Regions from separate parts of the Homo sapiens genome. Here region 2 is linked to region 1. A link is an interaction called in ENCODE POLR2A ChIA-PET data of the cell type or tissue named here. Cell type or tissue: B cell. All regions are shown on one strand. Links, peaks and the distances in the headings refer to the core of each region. The heading gives the core; the rest is flanking DNA.

The links. Peaks named below come from ENCODE experiments on the same cell type or tissue, not always from the same donor. Only the 100,000 strongest peaks of a DNase experiment are listed, where the experiment ranks them.
Region 2: POLR2A ChIA-PET joins it to region 1 with 5 read pairs; 4 of 35 experiments call an interaction of 5 or more read pairs at or near these places.

Annotation. Positions count from the first base shown.
Region 1 is chr12:128,790,716-128,806,438 of GRCh38, forward strand. SLC15A4 (solute carrier family 15 member 4) reads right to left here. Exons shown (of 8, transcript NM_145648.4): 6 at 10,139-10,294; 7 at 8,544-8,702; 8 at 2,479-3,641. The coding sequence ends at 3,481. Among named protein-coding and RNA genes, the nearest start is that of SLC15A4, 25 kb to the right of the region's middle. RefSeq lists enhancers at 1,065-1,154, 1,153-1,653, 1,205-1,364, 11,717-12,218, 12,219-12,718 and 4 more. In B cell, for the core only: no CTCF peak of the experiment used is centred there; a DNase peak (open chromatin) is centred at 11,625; H3K27ac peaks cover 687 bases.
Region 2 is chr12:128,868,937-128,884,659 of GRCh38, forward strand. It overlaps GLT1D1 (glycosyltransferase 1 domain containing 1), which reads left to right. Exons shown (of 12, transcript NM_001366886.1): 2 at 6,978-7,126. LOC124903084 (a long non-coding RNA gene) reads right to left here and starts at 2,779. Exons shown (of 3, transcript XR_007063603.1): 1 at 2,662-2,779. In B cell, for the core only: no CTCF peak of the experiment used is centred there; no DNase peak of the experiment used is centred there.

The sequences.
Region 1 (15,723 bases), core at 9,881-13,880:
ACAAATCACTTTGTAGGCATTATCTCCTTTAAAAGGCCCTATTTCCAAAAGAAGAACATGTGAGAATGAACATTTAAAAATAGTTACTCAAGTGACTTCATTGTTTGAGAATCCCCATTAACATATGTGGCCCGTGTTAATAACAGTGTGTATCACTCTGCGGCACACAGCAGTTTCACATTATTGCAGCATTCCGCTCCTGCTTAATGTGCTTTTTTTTCCAGGTGATGGGATTTTGCACCAAGTGAAATAATTGGTAATATTGAGGATCATCCATTTTTTATTACCTAGAATTCAGAAGTGATCAGGACGGGCCTGGTGTGACTCTGAGATGATGGGCTGTTGGGAAGTGTGATGTGATGTGGTACTGTGCGCTCTCCAATCCTCCGGGAAGCAGCATCTCGGCCCCTGGGGGTGGGGGGCACGAGGCCGGCCCCAGGGACCCTGTACTTGTACAGCCCGTCCGCAAATTCAGGCAGGACATGCGGTCGCAGTCTCACCCTGGGATCACTGACCACAGGCCCAGTGGGTCCCTGTCAGTCTTAAGAACTTTTTCTCCCCATCTGCCCATGACACTGTGGAGAAATGAAAAGCTCTGTCCTGCCCAGCTTCCCCGAAAAGAAAGTCTGGCTGAGCATCTTCACATGGAGCGAGAAGACGTTTGCTTCATGAGGCCAAGAAAAGCCAGTTACACACACACCGACGTCTTCAGGGCAGGCACATGTTTCATGCTTATTTATTCAATCACCGCTTCATGCTGTAGGGTGAACCTGATCAACTATCTAAATTCAGAAGAAAATGTAAAAAGTTGTCTGATAAAAAAACAGTCTTTACTCTCACAGAACACTTCTGATGCAGGATGGGAAAGTGGCTCTCCTTCCCCACGTCACACGATGCTCCGGCGGACACTGAGCATCCTATAATATCCTGGCATATGCCCTGCCACCACCCACCTGGAGGCAGCATCAGGATCCCAGGGCTGAGGGCTCAGGCCCACGAGGCTGCCCGCCCCGGCAGATGCCAGGCGCAAGTAGTGGGCTGTCACCTACGCTTCTGACCAACTACAGAGCAGGAACTCCCTCTCCAGGTTCAGCTGATTTGCCAGAGCAGCTCTGAGCTCGGGAAACGCTTTACTCACGCGTGCCCGTTTATTATCAAGGCTGTGACAAGGGCACAGAGGAACGGCAGATGGAGGTGTGCAGGGTGAGGTGTGTGGGAAGGGGACCGGGAAGCTCCCATGCCCGCTGGGTGTGCCACCCTCGGGGAACCCCCATGAGTTCAGCAACCAGGAAGTTCTCAGAACCCCAGGCCTCTGGGGTTTTATGGAGGCTTCATTACGTAGTCATGACTGATGACACACCACTGGCCACTGGTGATCGACTCCACCTTCTACCCCCACCCCCCCAACTTCCTGGAGGTGGGGGAGGGGGAGGGCTGAAAGTCCCCCCACTCCAATCACCAGACTGGTTCCCCGAGCAAGCACCCCCTCTCCTGAGGCTGTCCAGGAGCCACCACAGATGGCCTCATTAGAACAAAAGATGCTCCCATCACCCAGGAAATTACAAAGGCCTTAGCAGCTCTAGGCCAGGAGCTGGGGTCAAGGGGTCAAAGAGCAAATATGAAAATGTGGGCTTCTCCTCGTGCCCTATCTACAGGGGTTGCAGGAGTTCTGTCCCAGGGATTTAGGGCCCAGACCACATCTGTTTCTTATCTCATCACAATATCACAGGCTGGTACCCTGATGACTCTGTCAACCCTCCAACTGACTTTCTGGAGAGAATTTCCCTCGTAACATCGAGGGTGCACCTAGCTAGGAGCAGGGGCTGGCGGGACAGACGGAGCGGATGGATGTGGTTACTCACTCACCGTTCACACAGCCCGGGGCATCAAGGGCACAACGCACCGGAGGAAGGATCCGAGAGCTCTCCCGACGCCACCTGCCTTTCCCCTTTTGTGCAAAGGCCTTATGAAGAAAATCTGTTTGACACCATGGGTTATTTTTACATGTGATATATCCTGAAGACATGAGTTCTGTCTCCGGAAAGTGGTATCCTTCGTAGCACAAGGCTTTTCGAAACCTGCCCCGTTTTTTTTAACCTGGGCTCACAACTCCGGCCCCTCTGAGATCCAGTGATACCATGAGTGTCATCTGTATTCACTCTATCCTACTTCCACTGGTTGAAATGTCTTGTATTTTTCTATAGTTTTTCTATACTTTCTATTACACAACGAACAACAACGTGAGGGTTTTTTGGTTTGTTTTTTGTCTTCTCCAAATGCTGAAACTACCCTTCCATGCAGAGGAGGCTGCAGAATCAGGAGACGCGCCGGAGCATCCGAGGGCTGTGCAGGAGCGCACTTCCCCACCCTCCCCTCAGTTCCCGACTCGGGAAGCTCTGCGCCTTCTACACGACAGGGGAGGAATCCACACGCCACACCAGCAGCGACTGAGGACAAACCACGCAAAGAACCGGCTCATGGATTTCGCATTTGAGATGCTTTTTATAATAAAGTTATGCCAAAAATACAGCAACAAATACAGAAAAAGTATTAACAAACGGAGAAGCCCCAGATACACGTACAGTAACAATACAAAAATGTGACTGGTCAAACAGCTCAAGTTCACATTTAACACTTTCAATTATTTTTAATTACACTATTTCTGTTCAAAAGAATGTTTTCCTTACATACAACCATGATCAGTCTTTAGTCTCAATCGTACCAAAATAAAGCTATATATAAGCACTCTGACTAGGTAAGGTGTGAAGTACCCCGTGAGTTGCTCTGTGGCTTGAGATGGGACACATGGTCTCAAATGACTCTTATGCATGCCTTGCCTTAAGAAAGAAAAGTAATGTTGATGGTTTAAAAAGTAAGTACTTTTTGAAGCAGCAGATGAAATGTGTTTACTACCAGCCTAAATCAAAGAACATGGCAAGAGCAAGATTGTTCTCAGGAAGGAAACCATAAATATGGCATTTATGTAAAATCCTTGCAGCATCTGACCATGCTTTTATCTTTAAAAAAAAAAAAATCCTCACTTTCTTAAATATAAGTAACAGTTTATTAATTTTTTTTTTACAGTGAGATATGGCTATGGGAAGCAGGTGATACTATTTGTTTAAGAAACTGGGATGCCAACTAACACGTGGAGTTCCCCAAGACTTTGCAATCTCCATTTGTGAGTTTCTGTAAAAAAGGGAACCCAGCTAGAGGATTCACAGAGACCTTGAATGACAAGCGACATACTCGAAATCTGCAGCTCTCCTCCCGGAGGGCCCAGCGTGCCAGGAGACACGCTGCAGTAAGGCACTTACCAAGCTCCTTTGGATAGAGGGAAAGAAGAAATCAATCCAGGCAACATGCAAGTTTCAGTGAAGTCAGACATTTTATGGGAATTTAAAGTCTTGCCTGTTCTCAGTGCACCCCAGTCAGTTACTGACATGTCAGCCTCAGAAACCGCACATGGCCTCAGGAAGGTCAGGCCCTCCTGCTGGTGGGCACGCCATTGGCTCTTGATCGCTGATGGTCTCGATGATGGTCATATTTCACAGAAATAATGAGGAAAAGCAGGAGGGTAGCTCCTTGAATAGCAGCCAGAAGAAAAAAGTAATAGTTCAAATAGCAGCCGTTAATATTACCTGGAGAAAACAAAAGGAAAGCGGCAGGTAAGCTGCGCTGCTACAGGTATTTTTTCAAGACTTTACTATTTAATCTGGTTCCCACTAAGGTTTAACTGGAGTCATAAAAAAAGTAACAAATGTTGTCTCTGTAGTCCAAAATGCACAAGCATCTTGCTTTCAAAACCACTGAAGAAGCTCCCTGAAGTCAGATACATCGCCACCGGGGGCTCTGGAGGTGGGCTGTCTGCAGCCCCCCACCTGCCCCTAGCAGCCCATCCCTCTCTTCTGTAAGGTAAAAGGAGGAGGTTCCCTGAGGAAACTAGAAAAGGTAGCTCCCCAGTACTCAGGAAAATCCCTGCGTGGCCTGCAGACACACATGCGGTGGTGAAGGGGACAGTGTCGACGGAGAGTGTGCCTAAGGCCGCACGACAAGGCTGCAAATCAGGAGCAAGGGGAAACCTGCCAACCCAGCCTCCTGTGACTGCTAATCCCCCCACACCAGAACAGCTGGGCAAAGTAAAAAATTACCTTCCTGTGTTCTTGCCACCAGAAACAAGTGTTAGCCGGTCTGGTGTTATTTCCTTCCTGCCTTTTCTGAGGCAGTGTTCCTCTCCTCAACTACTTCAGGGGAACTTCCTCCATTTATAGTTATGATTGGCCTGGAACTGCATTGTTGAGGAAGGCAGATGCGAAGATAACAAAAGAGCGCCTGACTATCTCTTTATCGAATCCTGAGGTGAGCGTCTTTGTAACTTGGCTATGGAACCTGTGCACTTTTTAGCATCACAGATTGCACTATGACACAGCCTGAACATCGTGAATTCTGGATTCACTGCATGGGTCACTGACACACCCAACACACCAGGGCCGACAGCTGGGCAATGTATCAAAGGAAGAGATGAGCTGGTTTCTGAATGTGTCTTAAACATGTTCAGGTTTTAGCATCCTCAAACTGACACAAGCAGATACCTCTGCATACTTTAATACAAAGAGTTAGCATACACTGAATACCCAACCGAGTCCCGGGCACTATGGAGGCACTTTACACGCAACGTCTGCATCCCAAGCAGGCTGGACAGCACAGAGGATAAGATCATGGGCCATGCAGCTCAAGCTATAAGGCTTGAATCCGGCCTCTGAGACCTCTGTGCTCAGTTTCCTCATCTGTAAAATGGGGAAAGCGCCGAGGAGCAGCATTTCAGAAAGGCACTCAAGAGGGAGTCTGGACGCGGTGAGGGTGCTAGCAACACGTGCCACGGTCATGATCCCCCTTTCACAGAGGTCTGGAACTGTCCACTCTGCAAACTGGCAGTCTCTCCGCCAGAGAACAGAGTTCAGCCAGCACCGGCTAACATCACCACTCAATGTGCAGACGTGGGAACGACGTGTGAGCAGAAAACGGCAGGACTTTTAGCTCGTCATGACTGGTCATCCAGGCCAAGCCGAGTGTCGCCCTGTGCTCTCCACCACGGCTGCTCCTGCCACCATGGCGTCCCTCTGTCTCCGTACCATGTACATCACCTGCCACCAGCTGGAAAGCACTGCTGCACGTTTCTGCACGAGGTCGCAGGTGCGTGTGGCCGGCAACATCACGAGGGGAGCGAGTGCTCTGGAATCAAGTTGCTCCATTTTCTGCTCCTCTTCAAAAACACTTTCTCATTTGTTTATTTTAAAAAGTGAGACTTCCTTTCTTCTGAAGACCTTTTTAAAGCTGGGTTATTCTGGCACTTCCTTTTTCTATCTGAACATATACTGCATGTTCAACAGTGCATTTATCAAATAAACACAATATAATACACGTCTGGGCCAGGCGCAGTGGCTTATGACTGTAATCCCAGCACTTTGGGAGGCCAAGGTGGGTGATCAACTGAGGTCAGGAATTCAGAATCAGCCTGGCCAACACGATGAAACCCCGTCTCTACTAAAAATACAAATAATTAGCCAGGCGTGGTGGCTGGCGCCTGTAATCTCAGCTGCTTGGGAGGCTGAGGCCAGAGAATTGTCACTTGAACCCGGGAGGTGAAAGGCTGCAGTGAGCCAAGATGGTACCACTGCACTCCAGCCCGGGCAACAAACGTGAAACTCCATCTCAAAAAAAAAAAAAAAAAAAAAAAAAAAAACCCACACATCTGTATGGTGAGATCTCACACATTTTTAAAGAGTGCTCATTCACACCAATTAAAGAAGATCATTTCCTGTGTCTACTGATTTAGAAAGACAGCTGCTAATACCCTGAATTCTACCAGACTAAAGCTTTATTTTTTCAACAGATGTTTTACACTATTCGTTCAACCCTTACGACCTACCAGGCTCTGTCCTGGGCACTCAGTGGAAATGCAAACCCCAGCTTCCTGGAGCCTGGCACTAGCTGTCACTGCTGTCCCAACACTGGCATTTGACGCTACTGAGACGAGGTTGTCATCAAAATATAAACGACATCATTTTATGTGCCTATTTTGAAATACGAGTCTCCCCAAATGTACCAGTCACTGAAAACTTCCCGAGCTAAAGCTGGCAGGCCACGTGAACTGAAGGCTGAGGCCACATGAACTGAAGGCTGCGCGGCCCTGCGGGAGTGGAGGTGCGGTCCAAGCCCGCAGGCAGACACACCACGCCTCGTCAGGGTCTGTCTCAGGGTGGCATTACACAGGGTATTCGGAAACGCCTAAGTCGCCTGGGAGAAAACCTGCCGTGCATTCCTGGGCCTCTTCACAGACAGAAGGATAATTACACAGGAAGATGGCAAACACTAGGGTTTTGACATTTGACAAGACAGACTCTTGGGTCCCCAAGGAATGAGCGCACCCGCCCCCCAGGCTCACAGGCAGGGCAGGTATTCACAACAGCCCCACACTGCCAACATCTGGGCACCCACCGACAACAGCATGGATAAATGCCTCGTGACGGCTCGTACGAAGGAGCAGTACTCAGAAGTACAGGGGAGATGCTCACAGACAGAAGTGCTAAGTGAAAGGAGACAGCCACAGCCCAGCACAGGACAGGCGAGGGTAACCTGTGGGGACCAACGCTGGAATAGAACAGGTTTACCTTCTGAGGGGGGCAGTAAACTAAGGAGAGAGGCAAGGAGGGCTTCCAAAAGTTCCTCCACTGAGATCCAGACTGCAAACACAGCAAGCTGTGCTTAAGATTAGAGACCTTTACTATGGTATGCACGTTCTCCCCAGCTTAAATAACACTAATAAAAGGAGCCTGCTGGGAGGTCGGTAAGAAAAACACAATGTAACAAAACTCTGGGGACTCTCCCTTCACAGTGCTGTGACTTTACAGAAAGCTATTTCCTGTGTCGGTCACGAGATGGTGAGGTAGGGCCAGGGATAAGGGTGGCACAGACACCCCCGGAACCTGGCCTGAGAGCTGCTGCTCCTTCCAAGGCCACACAAATTCAGGGAGAACTCTCTCTGAGGAGCGGGCTTCCTGTGGATTTCCCATGTCACAGCCTTTATTTCTCTACCCAGGACGCCAAGGGCTGCTCGACAGATGAGCTCCAACTCTCCTTACTGGTGTGAACCAAGGAGGCTGCCATGCAGCCAGGGGGCACAGCCTGGGGGCTGCTGGCAAACACGCCTCCTTCATGAAACATTTCCCATTCTTGAAAACAACAGACAGATCCTGGCCCATCCCCAGCACACACGCCCTGAGAGCACCAATGCAGGGGAAGTCCACAAACAACCTGTCAGACAGAAATGATGAATGAAAGGTCAACTCTGAGATGTGAAATTAAATTAAGAATGAGGATTAAATGACTAGAAAGCAACGAGAATGACCAGCCAATCCTTTATGACACATTTAAAGATAAAACAAAAACCAAGAACCAGAATCTTCGTCTTCAGAACTATGGACTTTGGTCTTTCTTTGAAGGAAGTCTGTCCCATGTACCACAAGAGGATCTTATTCCTCGGGCTGTTCATCTTCAGGAGAAGGTGGGAATGAAACACCAGCCCCAAATCCACATGTCCTCCTCAGAGCAAGCAGCCCTGAGCTGGCCATGGAGGTGGCACCCACAGCCAGAAAACATCAGTGACAAGTGTCCATGGGACATTGGTGGCTTGGAGTTCTGGGCTTTACATTAGGACTCCACAGGCCTATACTCATGGAAGGGCTCTGGGAATTCTGCAATTTCTGCAGAAAAGTCCCTAAACGTTCACCAGATTCTCAAGGGGATTTGTAACCTAAAAGTGGCTAAGTACTACCGGACCAGAGCAAATGCCACATGATTATACAAGAAAAAGTAACAAGGTTGTTTCTGTAGATAAAATATTTTTACAAAGGAAAAGAAAGAAGAAACCTTCGCTTGCTGGGTCCATTTAAAGGCATCGTAAACCTGGAGAAAGCAAAACTCAGCTTTTATGAGTGGTTCTGTTCAACACTCAAGATGCCACCTACTGGTATTAATTGTAAAAACCCATTATGATTGATCACAAGTAATATGTTTATTTTTAAAAGTAACTTACTATCTATCTTGTCTTTTTCGTATCAGAAAAGGTGCTGTTAGGAAAAGAAAACGAAAGTACACCACCAAGTTAAAGAAAGGGAAGCTTGGGGTACAGATTCAGCTGCCTCACGAAGACTGAGCTGGACGGGCGTGGAGAAGGTGCTTGTCTGTCAAGGACGTCCCCGTAAGGAGCGGTGGCTGCAGCAGCTGCTCGCTGGGCTGTGGCCAGGGCAGGCTTGGCCCCTGGGATGAGAAGAGAGGCCTGCTTGTCTCCTGAAAACCGTTCATGATGTAAGGAAACACAGTGATGCAAGCAGCACAGAGCAGTGCTGTGGAAGGAGCGGTGGACAGGCAGCTCGGGACAGGCCATCCACGTGAAAACACCTCCGCTCACTCAGCCATCTCCTGAGTGCCTGCGCCTCCCCCTCACTGGCTATTTTCAAAAGGGACAGGATGCTGGCTCTTACCAAAGTCTGTGTGACTGCTCATCCATCCGATGGCTTTGATAGACACCAGTGCCAGCAGTCCAGAACCCACGAACGACCCGACGCCAGAGAAGAAAAAGAACAAGCCCATTATGGCACTCTGCATGGACTTGGGGGCAGCTGAGTATGCAAATTCCAGGCCTGAGGAAAGAAAAGGGAGGGTCGTTTTTGTGAAAGGGGCACTTTAACACATGGGATCAAAGCTTTCACCTAATATAGCAGAGGAAGCGTGGGGTCTCCTAGGGACTGAGTCCTGCAGACAGGCACAACCTCTTTTCTATTAGGAGGACGATGCTTACTAGCGACCAAGAATCAATGGCTATGGGCCAACTGTTCATTCTCCTAGCCATTAGGATAATTCCTAATAAATTCAATGAGCAGAAAGTTAAACTCCTTGCTCTCAAGCTTAAAGGTAATGTGATTTGTTGGCTCTTAGACTTTTGTGTTCCTTAAAGAGATTAGAGAAAAAATTTTCCTATATTGTCAAGGAATGGGAGTTTGAAAACAAAGTACACACACTAAACTGGGAAATCTACATAAGGATTCTATTTCAGAGGCAATATACTTTATCTTTTTTTTGTTGAGACGGAGTTTTGCTCTTGTTGCCCAGGCTGGAGTGCAATGGCAGGATCTTGGCTCACCGCAACTTCCGCCTCCCTGGTTCAAGCGATTCTCCTGCCTCAGCCTCCCGAGTAGCTGGGATTACAGGTGCGTGCCACCATGCCTGGCTAATTTTTTGTATTTTTAGTAGAGACAGGGATTCACCATGTTGGCCAGGCTGGTCTCGAACTCCTGACCTCAGGTGATCCACCCGCCTCGGATTCCTAAAGTGCTGGGGTTACAGGTATGAGCCACCGTGACAAGGGCAATAGACTTCAAAACTATTTTGGCAGGCCCATCTATAAATTTAGATTTTTATAACTAGACACGGAGATTTGTAGTGTATTCTAAATAGAAGTCCATTCCGTTGTGATTTATTCCCTTTACAAATTCATTAGCCAATTCTGGATGAGTTTTCTACAGTGAAAACCACCACTGACTACTACCCACACATCCATCCACCTCTGCATATCACTCATCTTCTCTTCTCTCTCACTCTCAGCAGCCGGACAGATCTGCCCAGAATACACTTGTTCAACCACTGCAGGATCTCACTAATAGGAAAAGGGAGGCCTGTGAGAACACGTTTCTAAAAATTAGATCTGCTTCTTTACGTACATCTAAACGAAGCGCACTGAGAGCTGTGAGCTCAGCCCAGCCACCACGGCAGCATGGCCGAGGGCTCCGCTGGGAACTATCCAACCACGATTGCTTTCTTCTTCTCTGTCCTGTGGCACTTACAAGGTAGTTAACAAACTTTCATGAAAATATTTTGCGATACTGTTTTTACACAAAGAATGGAGAACCTCAGCACTGGTGTGTTTACCTAGCGATTCATATTCTAAACCACACACTGCCAAAAACTACAGAAGTGCTGTGCTATCCTTGTCTCAACATATTCCAACAGCACAGTCAGAATGCCCGAGCGCTCACGCTTGTGCCTGGACTCAGACACCTCCGGCACTAAAGGTCCTCACCTGCGATACTTGCAAAGATCTCGCTGATCCCAATCAGCAAGTACTGCGGCACCTGCCACCACAGCGACAGATCGGCAGCATGGTAGACGACGTTGCCGATGGTCTGATTAATGGTTTTCTCTTTAACAAGGTTCAGCCTTTTACTCTCCAAAATTCCTAGAATTCAAAAGTAGGTTAGTGTAATATTCATTTATTAACATTTACAGTTAATCTAAAAATCTGATGTTGGCTACGAGACTTCGTAGCAAACGTGATTCTGATGCGTGAAAGGACCACGTCTAATCACAGCTTCCCCCAGGACTAATAGGCCCCCAGCCTTCAGCCTCCTAAGCAGGCTGAGTGGAGGTCATGGCATAGCACACCTATTTCACTTCGGCTTTTTACAGCATCTTATATAAAATCAGATGTTCAACATGTTTCATTTAATCCTCAAATATCTGGATTGCTCACCCATACCTCGTTTGTCTCTTACAAAGGGGAGTAGGAGAAAGTTAAAAAGTCCTACTGTAGAATTAACAGTAGTGCTATTTTACCCAACAGCAGGTAATACTGAGATGTTCTTCCAATCATAGTGATGGATCGAAGGTGATCTACTGATTTATTATTATAACAACAAATGATGATAATAATGATGATGATGATGTTGGTTTCCCTGCATAGGGTAGGCTTAATCTTTGCAACAAAGTAAGCTGACTTCACAAATCAACCTGTGCTCTCAGCAGCATTGAGATCTCACTGCAGGTGCAGGCTAAGTTACTGGTCACCTATCAAGTGTAACAGAAAGACATGAGAAAAACAAGCAAGGGCAGCAGCTCCTACTCTATAAACAAAAATCAGCCACTGGAAATAAAGTGTAAAAGCATCTATTCGCAGGTCCAAGTCCTTAGGTTAAAGATACCACCAAGTTTTATTTTATAAAGAATTCTTATTGCAAATTAGGTCACAGGCCCTAATATTTAAAGCGTATGTAAAATATGTTTATTTTAAAACATGAGTATGAAGAAAGGTCTGGTCAGAGGGCAATGGAATGAAAATATTAAAAATGTTCCTTCTAAAACCTGAGCATGAGAAAGGACCAGGATATGATCCATAGGGCGATGAGAACACAAACTCTGGAATTTCCACCTCAAATCTCAACTGAAATGCCAAGCAAAGTGAAAACATTCTCCAGGATCAAAGTAGAGAGAGACCTTCGAGCCAACCCACAGCTTACTTCCATCAGAAAACCTGCAGCCCCACCCTGGAAGAGTGTCAAGGGAAACCCAATCCTTCCACTCCGCCCTCCACGGGAGAAACATAAACGCAGACCCAGGCAAGGACAGCAAACTATTTAGAGCCCTTAGTTGTTCTGGAAAGGGCATCTGAGGGCATCTTAATCAGGCAAGGCTGGTAGTGACAATAGGGACTGTCCCCAAATGACAGCCTTCCTCCCGACAGGGCAGCTGACAGCAACCATAGCACTGCACCCCTAGCCCTGGCATCAGCGCCTTCAAACACGAAGAATGAACTGTGTGACAATGGCTTCCCCTAGACACCCAAGGTCCTCAGCTCCCACCTGCTCCCCTGGGACCATAGCTGACTACACTGGTCCCCACTCCTTGAATGGGAACAGAACCTATGCAACTCAAGCAGAAATTCAGGTCTATTTTGGAAATAAACACGAAAGCTGAATACCACTTTTCTCCTTCACAGGAGAGGAGGAGAGCCTAAGGATGACACCAAAGTGTCTGCAGGGGGCGGGACAAGGGAAGGTTACTCATGCGGAGGACAATAAGTAGATTTTATAACCTGAATGGGAAAGATACTACTATTGCTACTGGCATAGTTCTACCAGAGAACTTGTCTTATTATTCAAGAAAACACAGACTCTGAAGACTAAGGATGAAAAAGGTAACAAAGAAATTAAGGGGACGTTGGCTTAAGAGAGACACAAATGATGAGATCAAGAATTAGGAGAAGAGAAAATGAGAAAATAAATAGGCCTGATTATTGGTGAGGCTGTTGGCAGAGAGATGAGCAGCGGCAAAGGCGCACACACAGCCAACACTGCGGAAACCAGGATCGGGACGGGTGCCCCCAGTCACGAGCGAGGCGGAGAGGCAAAGCCAATGGGGAAAATGACCCTGCCTGTGAACAACTGAGAGCCCTGGAGAGGCTGGGACAGGCCGAAAAGCAGCAGGGTTCAGGCTGAGTGACAGTGACATGGCAAGCGGGCACCCAGTAAAAACAAGCATGGGATGCGACGCTGGATAATCAACACAGCAGTCAGGATAAATGAGCCAAATCCTTCAGATAAAAGTCATCCACTTGTATCAGTTCAAAAAATAAACAAAACTGAGTATTACGGTTAATACACAGAACTAAAGCATAATATAACCCAAAGATTGTAAATAAAGGAGAGGACAGGCCAGGATGTATCAGACAAACAATCATAAAGGGAAGAGGTGTCAACAAAAATACCAAGAAGAGAGAAAAAGAATCAAAAACCAAAATAACCAATAGGTGCCATGTATGAATTGTTCCTTGTGTGATGAGCCGCTTTTGTTGATGGATTCACAGACAGCACCTCATTTATTATTCACAGTAAGCTGGGGGGAGAAATAACCCAAGCTCATTTGAAGATGAGGAAAATGAGACTTGGAGACAACTGGCAGAGCTGAGGCCAGGCTTCACACCCGGCTCTCAACGATGCCACATGCGCTACCTTCCAACCCAACGGCTGTTTCACTATGGATGACACATAGTATCCAGACACAACACAAATCATGAACTTTACTGTGAATTAAAATACCATCTGGCTGCTAGAATCTCACAGGAATACACTTCTTTTTGTCCTTGTCAGAACAGGTAGACGAAAAAAAAAATACAGCTTTATTTGGCATAAAGTTTACAAACTACAGACACAAATAGAAAGCGAGGCCCCAGACCGACTTCATGACAACAAATAATTCTTGAGGCCTACAACATGTCCGGGACGACACGACGAATTGGACAGACACAAAGATCCGGGTCCTCGTGGGGCTCCCTTCTGACAGACTTATGTTTTAAGCCCACATGGTGTTTTAGAAAGTGTTCGGGCAGGACCTGTCTGTGCCTTCCCATTCACCACAGACCCACTGTGTTATTCTTGGACCATGCACTCATCCCCATGGCCTCAGGCCCACTGCCAGTACTGGAGTTTAAGACTCCTGCTGTAAAAGACCTAATTAATACCGTTGGTAGTATTACAATACATGAATCATGCTATTCACCTACAACATTTTGAGAGAGTGATATTTGGCCATAACGGAAGCCTTGAAATCCCCAATGCAAGAATTATAAAAGCCATAATCTCTCCTGACTCAACAAAATTTGCCATCATTAACAAAAGTATAAACAAAAACATCAATATTGTAAAACTTAAAAATTCTCTGAAATTAGTCTTAGATCAAAAAGAAAACCAAAACCAGTTTCAATATTCACAGAAAACAAGAAAGAGAACATTAAAACAAATCAAAGCACACAAGAACTGACCAAAGTAGTAATAACAAGCAAATTCATAGCATTAAATTATCTTTTCATTATTAAATAGAATAGAATAAGTAAAAGTGAATGAAAGCCAGGCCCAGTGGCTCACGCCTGTAATCCCAGCACTTTGGGAGGCCAAGGTGGGCAGATCACAAGGTCAGGAGTTCGAGACCAACTTGGCCAATATGGTGAAACCCCGTCTCTACTAAAAATACAAAAATTAGCCGGGCATGGTGGCAGGCGCCTGTAATCCCAGCTACTGTGGAGGCTGAGGCAGGAGAATCGCTTGAACCAGGGAGGCGGACGTTGCAGTGAGCTGAGATCACGCCACTGCACTCCAGCCTGGGTGATGGGAGGGAGACCCTGTCTTGAAAATGAAAAAGTTATCAAATTTCTTCTCAGAGAGGTAATGGACTCCAGATGACTTCAAGCTAGGCAAATGCTTGGAACTCCTTGAGAACAGAAAGATAATTATTGTCCCCTTAAAATATTCTCCTGCCTACAGAGAAAAAGAGAGTACACCAACTCTTTTTAAGAAGCTGTATCACCTCACTGAAACCGCCAAAAACAACCGCAGACGAAGGCCGATTCTAGACACAGACGCACACGTGCTCAATGACACAGCTGCAAAGTCAGGTCAGAGGACCAACATCAGCCTCTTTTAACAGACAGGGTTTGTCTTCTAAAACGCAGGAATAGTTAAATGTCAGGAAGCTAATACAATAATATAAATAAAATACATGAGAAGCCAAAGGCAGCCGGGGGGAGATGCAATTATCCTTGGATACCCCCCCCAAAAAAATCCAACATTCATGCTGGCTAGATGTTTAATGTCATCACAAATACCTACTTTAACAAGCAATGATAAACTTTCAACTTAACTGTGAGCTACTAGTGGCAGTCCCATTAAAATCAAGGATGAGACTAACGTTGAATCAAAGAAAAAGAGAAAAAGAGATATAATTATTACAAAGACAGAAAAAGAAACTATATTATTTGAAGACAAAGAATGACCATTTGAAAATAGTTCACTGAAACTCACAGAATTTTATAAAATCCCATATATGAGGAACTGAAAATACATAAAGTAGTTACCAATAAACCTAACATAAAAGGTAGAGAACCTAAAGAAATGTATAAAACTTTCCAAGATTCCATAAATAAAATTATAGGAAATTTTTTTTCTTTTTGAGACAGAGTCTCACTCTGTTGCCCAGGCTGGAGTGCAATGGCATGATCTCAGCTCACTGCAACCTCCACCTCCTGAGTTCAAGCGATTCTCATATCTCAGCCTCCGAGTAGCTGGGATTAAAGGCATGCGCCACCACGCATGGCTAATTTTAGTATTTTTGGTAGAGATGGGGTTTCACCATGTTGGCCAGGCTGGTCTCAAACTCCCAACCTCAGGTGATCTACTCGCCTTGGTCTCCCAAGGGAAAATCTTTTAAATGGGAAAAAATCCATAAGCTAAGAGATAAAAATTTGAAATCCTTAAATAATCATGATCTATTACGTAACAACACAAAAAAAGAAAAACCTGGCCGGGTGTGGTGGCTCATGCTTATAATCCCAGCACTTTGGGAGGCTGAGGTGGGCAGATCACGAGGTCAGGAGATCGAGACCACGATGAAACCCTGTCTCTACTAAAAATACAAAAAATTAGCCGGGCATGGTGGTGGGCACCTGTAGTCCCAGCTACTCGGAGAGGCTGAGGCAGGAGAATGGCGTGAACCCGGTAGGCAGAGCTTGCAGTGAGCTGAGATTGCACCACTGCACTCCAGCCTGGGCGACAGAGACTCTGTCTCAAAAAAAAAAAAAAAAAGAAAAACCTATTACAAAAATGGGTACAACACAAACTGTACACAGAATATAACCATGTACAGTTACATTCTATGGGGATCCAGGTAAACCATGACCCACCTAAGATGACAAGTTTGATAAATTTTGGGAAAGAATCTTAAACGTCACTAATAACGTGTTAAAACAATAATATACCATTTTTCAACCCTTCAGCTAAGAAAAGATTAACAGAAAAAAAAATCATTTATTATGGGTGTAGATTTATTATGGGTGTAGGT
Region 2 (15,723 bases), core at 3,974-7,973, 72 kb after region 1:
TTAGCTCACTGCAACCACCGCCTGCCGGGTTCAAGTGATTCTCCTGCCTCAGCCTCCCGAGTAGCTGGGATTATAGGCATGCACTACCACGCCCAGCTAATTTTATATTTTTAGTAGAGACGGGGTTTCTCCATGTTGATTAGGCTGGTCTCGAACTCCTGACCTCAGTTGATCCGCCCGCCTTGGCCTCCCAGAGTGCTGGGAATACAGGCGTGAGCCACCGCACCCAGCCTCGTTTATTTTTTTCTTTGACAGGGTCTCACTCGGTCGTCCAGGCTGGAGTGCAGTGGCACCGTCTTGACTCACTGCAGCCTTGTCTTCCAGGGCTAAAGCCATCCTCCCACCTCAGCTTCCCGAGTAGCTGGGACTACTACAGGCGTGAACCACCACGCCTGGCTACTTTTTGTATTTTTTGTGGAGACAGGGTCTCGCCATGTTGCCCGGGCTGGTCTCAAACTCCTGGGCTCAACCCATTCACCCGTCTTGGCCTCCTAAAGTGCTGGGATTATAGTTGTGAGTCACCATGCCCAGCCCCATCTATTTTGAAATAAATTATATATTTGAAATATTTATGATATAAATAGAATATTTATAAAACATATTTGAAATACACATTATAAATATGTGTATACATATAATTTATATATTTACGTATAAGTAGTAATATATATTATACGTGTGCATGTCTAACCGAGCTGCGTGTGTCTTTCACACTGAGTGCCTTTCTATTTGGATTAGGCACAGTTTTAGTGCTCAGCTGCCCCAGGTGGCTTTCTTTATCTTACTGGACTATGGGGGCCTGACCCTGCAGATGGGCGTCCCCTCCTGTTCGGTGCAGAGCTCATCCTGTCTTATGATTTCACCATCCTCACCTCCAGTTCATTGAATTTCACCTGATCTCAATTGACATTTGAGTTCAAGACACTTCCTGATCTAGTCACTTTGCCTGTTAGGTGATTGAATTTTTGCAGTCTTTTAAAAAAGAGTTCCTGTGTGTATTCTATTTTTTTTTTTTTTTTTGAGGCAGAGTCTTGCTCTGTCATGGCTTACTGCAACCTCTGTGTCCCAGGTTCAAGCAATTCTCCTGCCTCAGCCTCCTGAATAGCTGGCATTACAGGCATGCACCACCATACCCAGCTACTTTTTGTATTTTTAGTAGAGACGGGGTTTCACCATGTTGGCCAGGCTGGTCTCAAACTCCTGACCTCATGTGATCCACCTGCCTCAGCCTGTTGGGATTACGGTCACTCCAGCCTGGGCGACAGAGTGAGACTCCATCTCAAAAAGTAAATAAATTTGCACTCCAGCAAATATTTTTGAGACTGTCTCAAAACAACAACAACAAAAAAACAAAACCAAAACACAGAAATGACCAAACTCTACTGTACACTCAAGTAAAGAGTCTGGTTGCTGGCCGGGGAGCCACAGAGCGTCTGTGAATCTTGAGTCAGGCGCGCACACATAGGCTTCTTCTCTTTGTGGACCTGCCAAGTGCCCAAAATCTCTATGGGAGATGCTTTTGTTTTCAAGAAAGCCTTTTTAAATCAAATCAGAATTATTTGGGAATAATAGGTGCTTAGTGAATTTATTAGTTGAATTGAATTATTACTTGACAGAAGGAGAGAACATAGATCGATTTAAAGGTGTTGCAAGTCAGCCAGAAACAAGGGTACAATTTTAGTTCATGAATAATTTAGATTAGACAAATTTATTTAGAATATTTATGAGATTGCAAAGTTAGTGTCAAAATGCCATTTAAAAATATGCTTAATAGGCTGGGCACGGCGGCACACGCATGTAATCTCAGCACTTTGGGAGGCTGAGGCAGGCGGATCACCTGAGGTTGGGAGTTCGAGACCAGCCTGCCAACATGGTGAAACTCCATCTCTACTAAAAATACAAAAATTAGCTATGTGTGGTGGCACGTGCCTGTAATCCCAGCTATTCTGGAGGCTGAGACACAAGAATCGCTTGAACCCGTGAGGCAGAGGTTGCAACGAGCTGAGATTATGCCACTGCACTCCAGCCTGGCCCACAGAGCAAGACCGTATCTCAAAAACAAACAAACAAAAACACCTTAATAAATCAGAAACTACCGATTGTCTCTATGTAACCACCTGCATTCCACGCACTCTGCTGTATCGATTCTGCATAAGTCATGAGTCCCTCAGGAATGGACTCTCCAAGTAGAATTCAGCCCCTTTTCCATCTATCAGTGTTTATTTTTGGCTTCTCATTTCTTAGAGCTTTACGAAGAACATAAAATAGCAATTATTCAACCATGGTCAGAAGCATGTTGAATCCTTATTTTTGTGTGATGTATTTTATATTTTTTTAGGCTGAAGCGAGCTGATAGCTTGACTGCTGCAGGCATCTTTCCTGATCCTGCTGGTCAGTTACCTTCAGCATTTCCAAAGGATACTAGGTTTGGTGGGGAGAGAAGGAATGTTACTGACCCACAATGACTGGATCAAAATTAACAGTGAAAATGGTAGGCTCAAGATACACGATGCACTTCAGTAAGTTAAACCAACCTAAGTCTCAAGACCCTAGTTATTCTTTATTTGCACAGTGATGTTGTGACACTTTACGTTATGAAAAAGAAACAGAAAGAGAGAGAGAAAAATATCATCCACATATTAGTACAGTGTAGAATCTCACCATATGCCCCAGGGTCAGACGATTTGAACCTCATGTTTCTCTGTGGCTCCCACAGTCCTAGCAACTTGGTCATTTTATGAACACAGTGTTTAAAGGCTCTAGACCTCCCCCTACTTCCTCCTCCTCTGATCTTTGTCCTCCTCTTCTTTGTTTTACTCATGATTTTGTGCAATATTGCTCCTAAATGCACACCAGTTAATTCACCTGGTGTTCAGCTGAATAAATAACTATTTCATTGCTGGAATTACAAAAGAAAAAAGGGCTAGGTTGGACTTGAACTTTGTTCTATAGTACTGTCTGGATGATTTAAGAGATTTTCAAGGGTAATTTTTTTTTAATTTATTTTTTATTTTTATTTATTTATTTATTTTTGAGACGGAGTCTCGCTCTGTCGCCCAGGCTGGAGTGCAGTGGCGCGATCTCGGCTCACTGCAGTCTCCGCCTCCCGGGTTCAAGCGATTCTCCTGCCTCAGCCTCCCAAGTAGCTGGGATTACAGGCATATGCCACCATGCCCAGCTAATTTTTTTGTATTTTTAGTAGAGACAGGGTTTCACCATGTTGGTCAGGCTGGTCTCGAACTCCTGATCCGCCTACCTCGGCCTCCCAAAGTGCTGGGATTACAGGCGTGAGCCACCGCGCCTGGCCGATTCAAGGGTACTTTTAAGTGTACTTGATTTTCATGTATGTGCTGATTTTGTAATCAGTGCCCCAAGTAAGATGTGACTCCATCTTCCCTATAAATGCAGTGCAGAGGGGTTATAACAGAGATAGGCTCAAAACAAAATGGGAATTTTGAGAGACTGTGGTGTGTAGGAACTGGGGCTGTCAGGAGAGTTCTCTGGAAGGAGCTGGCACTAGGAAGTGTCATGTCAGCGGCGTGGAGACTCAAGAAGGAAGCGTGATGTGCCAGAGGTCCTGCTGTGGGAGGGTGGTTGGAGTGGAGTGCACTTCTGCCATGCAGGGTGAGCTGTGTTCTGGGCTGAGGCATTTATCCCAGAGACACGCTCAGCCATTAGTTGATTCCCTAAGCAGGATAGAAATGGTCCCCATTCTCATGCCACTGACAGTTGAGCTGAATACGGTGAGCTCTTTGCAGGTTTTAATCAGAAAAGAGACCTGGTCCCATTTGTTGTGTATCTACATACACACGCACGCTCACACTCACACACATACACACCTCAAACAATTTAAAAAGATAATATATGCATGTGGTAAAAACTATCCAACAATACAAAAGCTCGTGTGTCTCTTTCTTTCTTTCTCTTTCTCTGTCTCTCTCTCTCTCTTGCTCTCTGTTTCTTTCTTTCATTTTGAGACAGGGTCTCGCTCTGTTGAGACCCAGGCTGAAGTGTAGTCGCATGATCATGGCTCACTGCAGCCTTGAATTCCTGGACTCATCGATCCTCCCATCTCAGCCTCCCAAACAGCTGGGATGACGGGTGCATGTCACCACACCCAGGTAATTTTTTAAATTTTTTGTAGAGACAGAGTTTCATCATGTTGTCTAGGCTGGTCTCGAACTCCTGAGCCCAAATGATCCTCCGACCTCTGCCTCCCAAAGTGCTGTGATTACAGGTGGGAGCCACTGCACCTGGCCTGACTCTCCTCTTTGGACACAATCATTGTTATCTCTTTTTAATGTATCCTTCTAGAGATATTCTATGCCCACACAGTGTATATACCCAAAAGTATTCTTCACTGTGCTCTGTTTTCATTAATAGTGAATCTTGGAATTCATTCTTAATACTTCATAGTGATCTATTGCATTCTTTTGATGGCAAAAGAACATGATTAGGTCCATCTACCATAATATAACGAGGGCCCTGCGGATGCACGGTGAGGTAGTTTTTTGGTCTTTTTGCTACTTCACAGCTGCAGTGCGTATTCCTGGGTGCATGCTTTTGCACATATATCCAAGTCCATCTTTGGAATAAATATCTAGAAGTGGAGTTATTTGGTCACAGGGTTTGTGCATTTAAAATTTTCTAGCTGCTGTTGCATTGCCCACTAGAGAGGTTGTACCAATTTGCTCTCTCACAGATAATGTATAGGAGTGTTTATTTCAGGAGGCCTCAGGTCAACATTTTAATCTTTACAGATTTTCTGGATTAAAAAGATGGCTGATATTGAGCATCATTTTCTTTGTTCAAGAGTCCAGTTGTATTTCTTTTTCTATGGACTGCAATTTTGTGCCCATCTTTATTTTTCTTTTTCTCTTTTCTTTCTTTCCCCCTTCCTTCCTTCCCTCCTTCCCTCCCTCCCTCCCTCCCTCCTTCCTTCCTTCCTCTCTCTTGCTCCCTTTCTCTTTCTTTCTCTCTTTCTTTTTCTTTCTTTCTTTTTCTTTCTTTCTTTCCTTCTGTTTCTGTCTTTTTCTTTTCTTTTCTCCTTCCTTCCTTCCTTCTTCCCTTCCCTTCCCCTTCCCCTTCCTCCCTCCCTCCCTCCCTGCCTCCCTCCCTCCCTCCTTTCTTTCTTTCTTTCTTTCTTTCTTTCTTTCTTTCTTTCTCTCTCTCTCTCTCTCTCTCTCTCTCTTTCTTTCTTTCTTTCTTTCTTTCTTTCTTTCTTTCTTTCTTTCTTTCTTTTTTTCTCTTTCTTTCTCTCTTTCTCTCTTTCCCTCACTCTGTTGCCCAGGCTGGAGTGCAGTGGCACGATCTTGGCTCACTGCAACGTTTGCCTCCCGGGTTCAAGCAATTCTCGTGCCTCAGCCTCCCCAGTAGCTAGGATTACAGGCATGCACCACCACACCTGGCTAATTTTTGTATTTTTAGTAGAGACAGGATTTCACCCTGTTGGCCAGGCTGGTCTTGAACTCCTGACCTCAAGTGATCTGCCTGCCTCAGCCTCCCAGAGTGCTGGGATTACAGGCTTGAGCCACTGTGGCTGGCTTTTTTTTTTTTTTTTTTTTGAGACAGGGTCTTGCTCTGTCACCTAGGCTGGAGTACAGTGGCACAGTCGTAGCTCACTCAGCCTCGACCTCATAGGCTCAAGCAGTAGTCCCATCTCAGTCTCCCAAGTAGCTAGGACTACAGGTATGTGTCACCATGCCCAGTGCATTAAAAAATATTTTTTATAGAGACAGGGTTTCACCATATTGACCAGGCTGGTCTCAAACTCCTGGGCTCAAGCAATCTGTCTGCCTCGAACTCTCAAAGTGCTGGGATTACAGGCGTGAGCCACCTCACCCAGCCCTCATGTCCGTTTTCCTATTGTGTTGTTAGCCTTTTTTCTTTATTGATTTACGAATGCTCTTTATATATTAAGCAGATGAGCCTTTTTCTATAGTAACAGTCGTAAATAGTTTTTTCCCCAGTTTCTCATTTGTCTTCTGATTTTGTTCATGTTGTTGTCACTATTGAAAAAATTTCTTTTTTGTTTATGAGGTATTTTATATTTATGTTACCAGGAGCTGAAACTAAGGTGGAGACAAAGAGAAGAGACATGTTTGAAAGACATAAATATTGTGTGTGTGTGTGTGTGTGTGTGTGTGTGTGTGTGTAGCAGGTAGAATGGAAAAACCAGGAAGTATTTTTTTTGAAGCTATGATAATAGGTGACTTTTGAAGTCTTTTCAAAGAACCGAGCAACAGAGGCCCAAAAACAATCTTTAGATACCACAATTCAGGGACAGGAGAGAAAATGTGGAATTAAGGAAATAGAAAAGGAGCTGCTGTCTGGTATGGCAAATGCCACTGGAGGTGGCAGTGTGTGCCCCATGTCTGAAGGCTGTCAGGGCCTCCTGGGTCAATCTTCCTTCCAATGGCCTCGGTTCCAGCCACAGTCCTGGGTATCTGAGACTGGCAGATGAATGGCTAATGTCATTGATTCTAGGCCTTCTTTTGTATTTTAAGGCAGGGTGCTTACAAAGGGTGATTCAGTAAATAAGTCATCTTGTGGAATTCATTTAAAATCTTAATCATAGTAGCTGAGCACAGTGGCTCATGCCTGTAATCCCAGCACTTTGGGAGGCCAAAGCAGGTGGATTACCTGAGGTCAAGAGTTTGAGACCAGCTTGGCCAACATGGTGAAACCCCGTTTCTACTAAAAATACAAAAAATTAGCCAGGCGTAGTGGTGCACACGTGTAGTCTCAGCTACTTGGGAGACTGAGGCAGGAGAATCGCTTGGAGACCCAGGAGGCGGAGGTTGCAGTGAGCTGAGACTGCACCATTGCTCCCCAGCCTGGGCAACATGAGTGAAACTCTGTCTCAACAACAACAACAACAACAACCAAAAAAAAAAAAAGTCTTAACTGTAGCAGCAACCTGTTACATATTAACATTTTCCCCTCATCTTCTCCTTTCTCTGTATTTTTTGATAAAGGGCCCATCTAGAGGCTGCAGGGCACGTGTGCGTTTTGAAGGATGCCTTTGACTTTGAAAGCCGATCTGAGATTGCAAACCTCATCTTGGCTGAGAACTGCGAGGCTGCCCTGGCTCTTCATCTCTATAGGGGAGGCAGGCTTTTGCAAGGTAATCCTCTTTTTCTTCAAAAGTAAAACACTAGAAATTCTGAAAACCGGAAGTGCCTGTAATGTCCAATAACACGGGAAACAGTGTCTCCTTTTTATCCAGTTCAGAAATGGGAGACATGCAATAATCTCTTTGGTTTGCTTTCTTAATGCACAATTTTCTTAAATGTTATAACAGTCAAGAATGGATGTGTATTGAAACTGTTTTTACCATATTAAAAGTATCATCCTTAATTTTTGTTTGTTTATTTATTTGTTTTTTTGGGACAGGGTCTCTCTGACTCTCACCCAGGCTGGAGTGCAGTGATACAATCTCGGCTCGCTGCAACCTCCGCTTCCTGGGCTCAAGCAATCCTCCCACTTCAGCCTCCCAAGTAGCTGGAACTATGGGTGCATGCCACCATGTCCCCTAATTTAAATTTTTGTTTTTTTTTTCAGGGATAGGGTTTCACCCTTGTTGCCCAGGCTGGTCTTGAATTCCTGGGCTCAAGCAATCCATCCTCCTCAGCCTCCCAAAGTGCTGGGATTGCAGGCATGAGCCTGGCCCTGAATTTTTTCAATGCATATTTCATCTTTCAAAATATATTTTTTTCAAAAGAATTCTTTTACAAATAGAGCACTTATGAAAGATGTTGTTCAACCCATCAATTTATGAGGAAACTACTAAGATGTTAAAACCAGTTTAAAGCACATTTGAGCAACTGGAGTTTAAATAAGCAATTTAATAAAGAATATCAGAGTAAATTCACGAGGTTAGTTGCAGAACTGATTAACATCCAACAAGGCAATGGGCCCCAAGCTTTGGAAGTATCTCTTCTACTGGACAGAAATGATTTACGTCTCTCCCTGACACAAAGCTACAAATGGCTTAATGTAACTTCACAGAGTATGAGCTTTCAATTAATAGTAAATAGTGAAGTCAAACAACAATACACTCTCTCAGAAAATGAGTCTTTAGAGGACCCTTTTAATTATGGCTTCCTAGAACATTGCAAGAAAATGCATGTGGACCTTATTTATTCTTATTATTCTTGACCTTATTTTCAGGTTGTGGAAAATTTTTCTTAACACTCACAAGACCCATCTGACTTTACTGAGAGTATAGCAGCCACCAAATAAAGGCAAGACAGATATTTTTGTTATTGTCTGGCCTGAGTGATTTCCTCAAACATGAATTAAATGACATAGTAGTGGTATCATTTGTGCTGCACCATTTTAAGGGATAGTAATAGCATGTCATTGGAGGATCAAAATTTGCTCTAGTCATCATCACATCAGGATTAAATTTTGGTCAGCAAAATGTGTCACACTTTCAAAAATTTTAGAGGTTTTTTACTGAAGGTGATTTTTTCATTTTTCCACACTGTATCAAACCTTATTTAAGCTCCAGCTCTTTTTCCTGCCTCCTGTTCCACAGGAAGTTGAGCCCTCTCTGAACACTCTCTTCATATATGGGCACATCTTACTATGTGTTCTTTTTTATTTTTTCAGGTAATACATGAAAAATTGCCCCGGTGTAAAATGTAACTGAGTGGTATAGTATGAAAAGTAAGCCTGTCTCCCACCTCTTATCCCCACTGTATTATTTCTCATTTCCAGAGGTAACCACAGTTAACATTTTCTTGTGGATATTCTCCTAGAAATATATGTACTGTATTGATTATCTATTATTACATAACAAATTACCCCCTGCCCCAACTTAGTTGCTTATCGCAGTACATTTGTTATCTAATGGTTCCTGTGGGCATTCAAAAGCAGCTTAGCTGGGTGGTCTGTCTCAGGGTTTCCCATGAGGCTGCAGTCTTATCTGGTGGCTTGACTGGGGCTTGCTGATGTGCATCCATTATAGTGCACTCACAAGGCCGTTGGTGGGAGGTCTCAGTTCCTTACCACATGGTCCTCTCCATGGCCCTCTTGAGTGTCCTCACGATGTGATGGCCAGCTTCTCCCTGAGAGAACCATCAAAAGAAAAGCAAGTTGGAATTTGCCTTATTTTTCATGACCCAGGCTCAGAAGTCAATACAACATGAATCCCACAATATCCTTCTGATTACACAGGTCAGCACTATTCAGTGTGAGAGGGCACTACACAGAGCATGCATATGAGGAGGTTCATGTACACCCATGCATGTATTTATATGTACCTCCTCCCCCATCTTAAACACACACACACAAATGGAAGCCCACCGCTGAATATATATTCAGCATCTTCCTTTTCACCGCTCAGCCACACATCTGGGAACTTTCTCCCATAGTGGCACATACATAGATCTGTCTCATCCATTGTGCAGAGGTGCCATCATTTAAAGTCTTCAATAAATAAATGTTTACATTGTCTTTAATTTTTCTATTTCACCTTTTAGAATGCTTGTCTCTGTACAGACATCATAGCATACCAACTTGGGAGAATATATTTGTGCTTCCATATTTTTGCATCCGTGCCTGAACAATCTAAATGAACTGTTTTCTGTATATGCGGAGAGTGTTTCTGAAAGTATTATTTCTAGAGAGTTATTTTCTGCTGAACAAGTATATGACTTTGAATTTTTTTTTTCTTTTTTTTTGACACAGGGTCTCACTCTGTTACCCAGGCTGGAGTGCAGTGATACAATCTTGGCTCACTGCAACCTCCATTTCATGGGCTGAAATAACCCTCCCACCTCAGCCTCCCAAGTACAGGCATGTGGGACTGCAGGCATGTGCCACCATGCCCGGCTATTTTTTTGGTATATTTTTAGAGACAAGGTCTTGCCATGTTGCCCAGGCTGGTCTTGAACTCCTGGACTCAACCAATCCACCCACCTTGGCCTCCTAAAGTGCTGAGATTAAAGGCATGAGCCACTGCACCCAGCCTTGAATTCAGTTTTAAGTGTAGTGAAACACAGTCTGAGCTTTGTCTCTGAATGTGAAAGAAGTGTAGAGTTTAACTTTCCTTATAGGCCAAGATGAAGTTCGGAATCCCTGATAGCTCAGTAGGAACCTTTGTAAGGTTGTCACTGACTGTTGCAACTCTTTCATGCAGTCACAAAGCCTCAGCCCTGAGTTTAGTGATTCTGTTGACAGTGAGTTGTGTTGTTTTCTTTTCTTTTTTTCTTCAGCTTTTAAGTTCAGCAGTACATGTGCAGGATGTGCAGATTTGTTACATAGGTAAACGTGTGCCATGGTGGTTTGCTGTACAGATCATCCCATCACTTAGGTATTAAGACCAGAATCCATTAGCTATTCTTCCTGATGTTCTCCCTCTTCCCCCACCCCACCCCCAACAAGTTGTCAAGTTGTGTCATTTTCTGTAAAGTGATACTTATTATTTTTTTCTTTTTCTTTCTTTCTTTCTTTCTTTCTTTCTTTCTTTCTTTCTTTCTTTCTTTCTTTCTTTCTTTCTTTCTTTCTTTCTTTCTTTTTTTTGGGGGGGTGGGCAGAGTCTCACTCTGTGGCCCAGGCTGGAGTGCAGTGGCATGATCTTGGCTCACTGCAGCCTCTGCCTAGCAGGCTTAAGTAATTCTTGTGCCTCAGCCTCCAGAATAGCTGGGATTAACAGGTGTGCACCACCATGCCCAGCTACTTTTTGTGTTTTTAGTAGAAACGGGCTTTCACTGTGTTGGCCAGGCTGGTCTCCATCTCCTGGCTTAAAGTTGTTTGCCCGCCTCGGCCTCCCAAAGTGCTGGGATTACAGGCGGGAGCCACCAAGTGCAGCCGGCCCCTGTTATTTCTTTTTAAAGGTTTTACACACATATGTGGAACATTTTATTCCCACAAGTGGGATTAGGTCTGTATATTTAACTCATATCTTAGCTACTTTTCCAAATCCACAAAGCTACATTCTTTTTATTGGCTGTGAGGTATTCCACTGTGACAATGCACCATACTTATTAAAAGTCTCTCTTGTTTTTTTGCTATTCCAAGCAAGGCTGAAGTGTTTTCGATTACATTTCTTTACACCATTGTATGTGGATGTTGGAAATATAAATTCCTAGGAAAGCCTGTGGGTCAAAGGGCTGTGTAACTTTTGTTTTGATTGACAGTGACAAAATGCTATATGGAAAGGTTATTCCAGTTCGTATTCTACTAACAGATGGGCAAGGACTTATTTCTCCTCTAGTCAGATTGCTGGATTTTTGTTTTTTCCTTCAAACTTACAGTTCTCAATTTTACCATGCTTGACCTCTGCTTCAAATAAACAAAGTCATCTGAAGTTAGGTTTGCTTCTTTTAAGAGTTGAAGGAGGAGAGGAGCCCTCTGCAAAACCAACCTATTGCCCAGAGGAAAAAAATCAATTACATTGCTCAATCTAATAAATATCGAGAACTGAAGCCATGCTTACTCTTAGTAAATGTGGTTAAACTTTTACTTGTTCATTCCTAGTTGTTGTCCATATGGAAATTAAACTGTATTTATTCCTCAGGGTTATGTTTTTGAAGGTTAAAGTCTCTCTGTGTAGCATCATGTGTAAAAAGCACCAGAACCATTGTCAGTAAGAAGAGCTGTCCCTGTGCACCGTGAGGTTTTCACTTAGCAAAGTATCTGGGGACCTTCTCTGCACCAGTTGCAGACATTGAGTTGCCCTACCCTGTCATTAACTGGCTGTGTGATATTTCATTCTGTGCATACACTACACATTTCTTAGACAGCCTTCTATTGATTAAACTGTATTTAAAAATATATAGTTCTTATTGATTTTTAAATTACTTATAGAGGTGATTTGGAAACTATGTAAAAATACAAAGAAGAAAATATGGCACCTGCAGTTTCGCCACCCAGAAACGACCACTGTTTGTGTGTGTGTTTTTGGTTTTATTTATGTTTTTATTCAAAATTAAGTTTGCAAAAAAGATATAATTTTACAATTAAGCTTGCAACTTCTTTTAAAAAATATTTGTAGTCGGCCGGGCGCGGTGGCTCACGCCTGTAATCCCAGCACTTTGGGTGGTGGAGACGGGCGGATCACGAGGTCAGGAGATCGAGACCATCTTGGCTAACACGGTGAAACCCCGTCTCTACTAAAAATACAAAAATTTAGCCGGGCGTGTTGGCGGGCGCCTGTAGTTCCAGCTACTGGGGAGGTTGAGGAAGGCGAGTGGCGTGAACCCGGGAGGCGGAGCTTGCAGTGAGCCGAGATCCTGCCACTGCACTCCAGCCTGGGCGACAGAGCGAGACTCCGTTTCAAAAAAAAAAAAAAAAAAAAACTATAGTCCAGGCGCGGTGCCTCACACCTGTAATCCCAGCATTTTGAAGGCTGAGGCAGGCAGATCACTTGAAGTTAAGATTTCGAGATTAGCCTGGCCCGCATGGTGAAGCCCCGTCTCTACTAAAAATACAAAAAAAATTAGCTGACCATGGTGGCGAGTGCCTGTAATCCCAGCTACTTGGGAGGCCGAGGCAGGAGAATCTCTTGAACCCAGGAGGTGAACGTTGCAGTGAGCTGAGATCATGCCCCTGCACTCCAGTCCGGGCAACAGAGTGAGACTCTGTATCGAAAAAAAAAAAAAAAAAAAAAAAAAAAATATATATATATATATATATATATATATATATAAAATTTATAGATATAGATACATAAAATAAATATATTTATATACCTATATAAATATATATTATATATAATATATAAAAATATATATTTTTTATGGAGTATTTAGTATGTGCTAAGCACTTTGATAAATGCTTTGGATGCAGAGATACTGCTGTATCTGACTCTTGCTCTGTAGTTTGTGTGTATATTTTAAAAATTGCAATCATATTATACTTTTAATTGCGTAACCTATTTTACAATATGTTAGAAATAGATGGTCTATATTTCCTCTGTCATTGAATGTTCTTTTGCAGCAAGTTATGAATGGTCCCGTCCTATTTCCATTTCTCCCCTCAGTTTTAAACAATATCATGATGAACAGCCTTCTGCATAAACCTTTGGAGCCCATTTCCTTTAGGATTTTCCAGAAATAACCTTGCAGGATCAAAGGGTATATGCATTTTTAAAGCTTTTCATACATATTGCCAAGTTATAACTAGTCACATTTATATAACTGTGTATATTAAATATTGCTAAGTAAAACCTTAACAGCTTGGAGAAGTGGAAGTTTGCTTTTCTGTTTAAAATTAGTATTTGCTGAGAAAATAATTATATAAAATAGCTAAGTAGAATATGCAAATAATGGAAAATAGCACATTAACAACATTAATACACATTACGGATATATTGCAGGTATAACGCAATTTTTTTTTTTTTTTTTTTTGAGACAGAGTCTGGCTCTTGTTGCCCAGGCTGGAGTACAATGGTGAGATCTTGGCTCACTGAACCTCCACCTCCCGGGTTCAAGCAGTTCTCCTGTCTCAGCCTCTCGAGTAGCTGGGATTATAGGCGCCCACCACCATGCCCTGCTAATTTTTGTATTTTTAGTAGAGATGGGATTTCACTATGTTGGCGAGGCTAGTCTCGAATCCTGACCTCAGGTGACCCACCACCTACCTTGGCCTCCCAAAATGCTGGGATTACAGGTGTGAGCCACCACACCCAGCCTGCAAATGTTTTAAAGAACAATATCAACTTTCATTCCTTAAGGTATGGACCAATTATTATATGAACGTCAAAGTAACACATTATATTTGTTTCTCCCTCTTGGGCATGTCTGTAAGATATTTTTGGCATGCATACCGATCCATCGTTTCAAGTGTGTGTGAACAGAACTTTACAGGTATCCTTAACTTAGATGGAATGGAACCTGTTCCCAGGTAGTGTGCTTTCTGGACTCTTTCCTATACACCCTAAATGGCACACAAGGAAAAACTTAACTTGATGCTGGCCAAGAGTGTGTTAATCAAGCTCCTCCTCTTTCTATTTATTTATTTATTTATTTATTTATTTATATTTTTAATTTTTTTTTTTGAGACGGAGTCTCACTCTGTCGCCAGGCTGTAGTGTAGTGGTGGGATCTCGGCTCACCGCAACCTCTGACTCCCCTGGTTCAAGCAATTCTCCTGCCTCAGCCTCTTGAGTAGCTGGGATTACGAGCACGCGCCACCACGCCCAGCTAATTTTTGTATTTTTAGTGGAGACGGGTTTCATCATGTTGGCCAGGATGGTCTCCATCTCCTGACCTCGTTATCTGCCCGCCTGGGCCTCCCAAAGTGCTGGGATTAGAGGCGTGAGCCACCACGCCCAGCCTTCTTTCTTTTTAAGAATATGCTTTAGGCTTGAGCCTAATAAGGAAGCAGATAAGGTCGGGTGGCTGATTGAGAAGCCAAGTTTAGGGCCGGGCGTAGTGGCTCATGCTTGTAATCCCAGCACTTTGGGAGGCTGAGGCGGGGGGATCACAAGGTCAGGAGTTCGAGACCAGCCTGGCCAACACGGTGAAACCCCGTCTCTACTAAAAATACAAAAATTAGCTGGGCATGGTGGTGGATGCCTGTAATCCCAGCTACTCGGGAGCCTGAGGCAGGAGAATAGCTTGAACCCGGGAGACGGAGCTTGCAGTGAGCTGAGATCGCGCCACTGCACTCTAGCCTGGGCGACAGAGCTAGACTCCATCTCAAAAAAAAAAAAAAAAAAAAGTAGAAGAAGCCAAGTTTAGGAAGCTATGATTTTCTGTTTTTCTCAGCCGATTACTGGGAGAGACAAACCTCTAGCACAAGTACTGATTTAGGAATAAGACCCTTACGTGGGTGGCTCCGAGTCAACTCACTTGGAAAATAGCTTGTGTGCTACTCTTCATTCTCAGTGCATTTCAGCAAATGCTCTTTGAGGACCTAACTTTGAGTGCCATCATATTAGAGCAAGGGGTGCAGACATAAATAAGAGAATCTTCTAGTCTATAAATAAAACCCAAGACCTTATGATACATGGCATGACATAGAAGGGAAAGGATTTACTTCTGAGAGACCTGGAGAAGATTTCAGAAACAAGGGATGACTGAATAGGGTTTTGAAGAGTGAATAAGAGTTTATAAATATATCCTCGAAAAATGAAAAATAGAACTACCGTAGGATCCAGCAATCCCACTTCTGGGTATATGTGCAAAGGAAATGAAATCAGTGTGTGGAAGAGATATCTGCAACCCCATGTTCACTGCAGCACTATTCAAAACAGGCAGGACGGGGAATCAACCTGTGCCCATTGATGTTAAATGGATACAGAAAATGGGGTATATATATATGTAATGGAAAACGAAGGATATTCTGTCGTTTGTAACAACATGGATGAGCCTGGAGGACATAATGCGAAATACAATAAGCCAGTCACAGAAATACAAATACCACATGGTTCTCACTTGTATGTGAAATCCAGAAAGTCAAATTCATAGAAGCAGAGAGTAGTAGGATGGTTACCAGGTGCTCAGGATTGTGAGGAGATTAGGGAAACGTTGGTCAAAAAGCACAAAATTTCAGCTAGGAGGAATACATTCAAGATTTATTGTACAGCATGGTGACTGTAGTGAATAACAATGTATTGTATACTTGAAAATTGCTAAGAGAGGGGCCAGGCATGGTGGCTCATACCTGTAATCCCAGCACTTTGGAAGGCTGAGGCGGGTGGATCACTTGAGGTCACGAGTTCGAGAGCTGCCTGGCCAACATAGTGAAACCCTGTCTCTGTTAAAAATA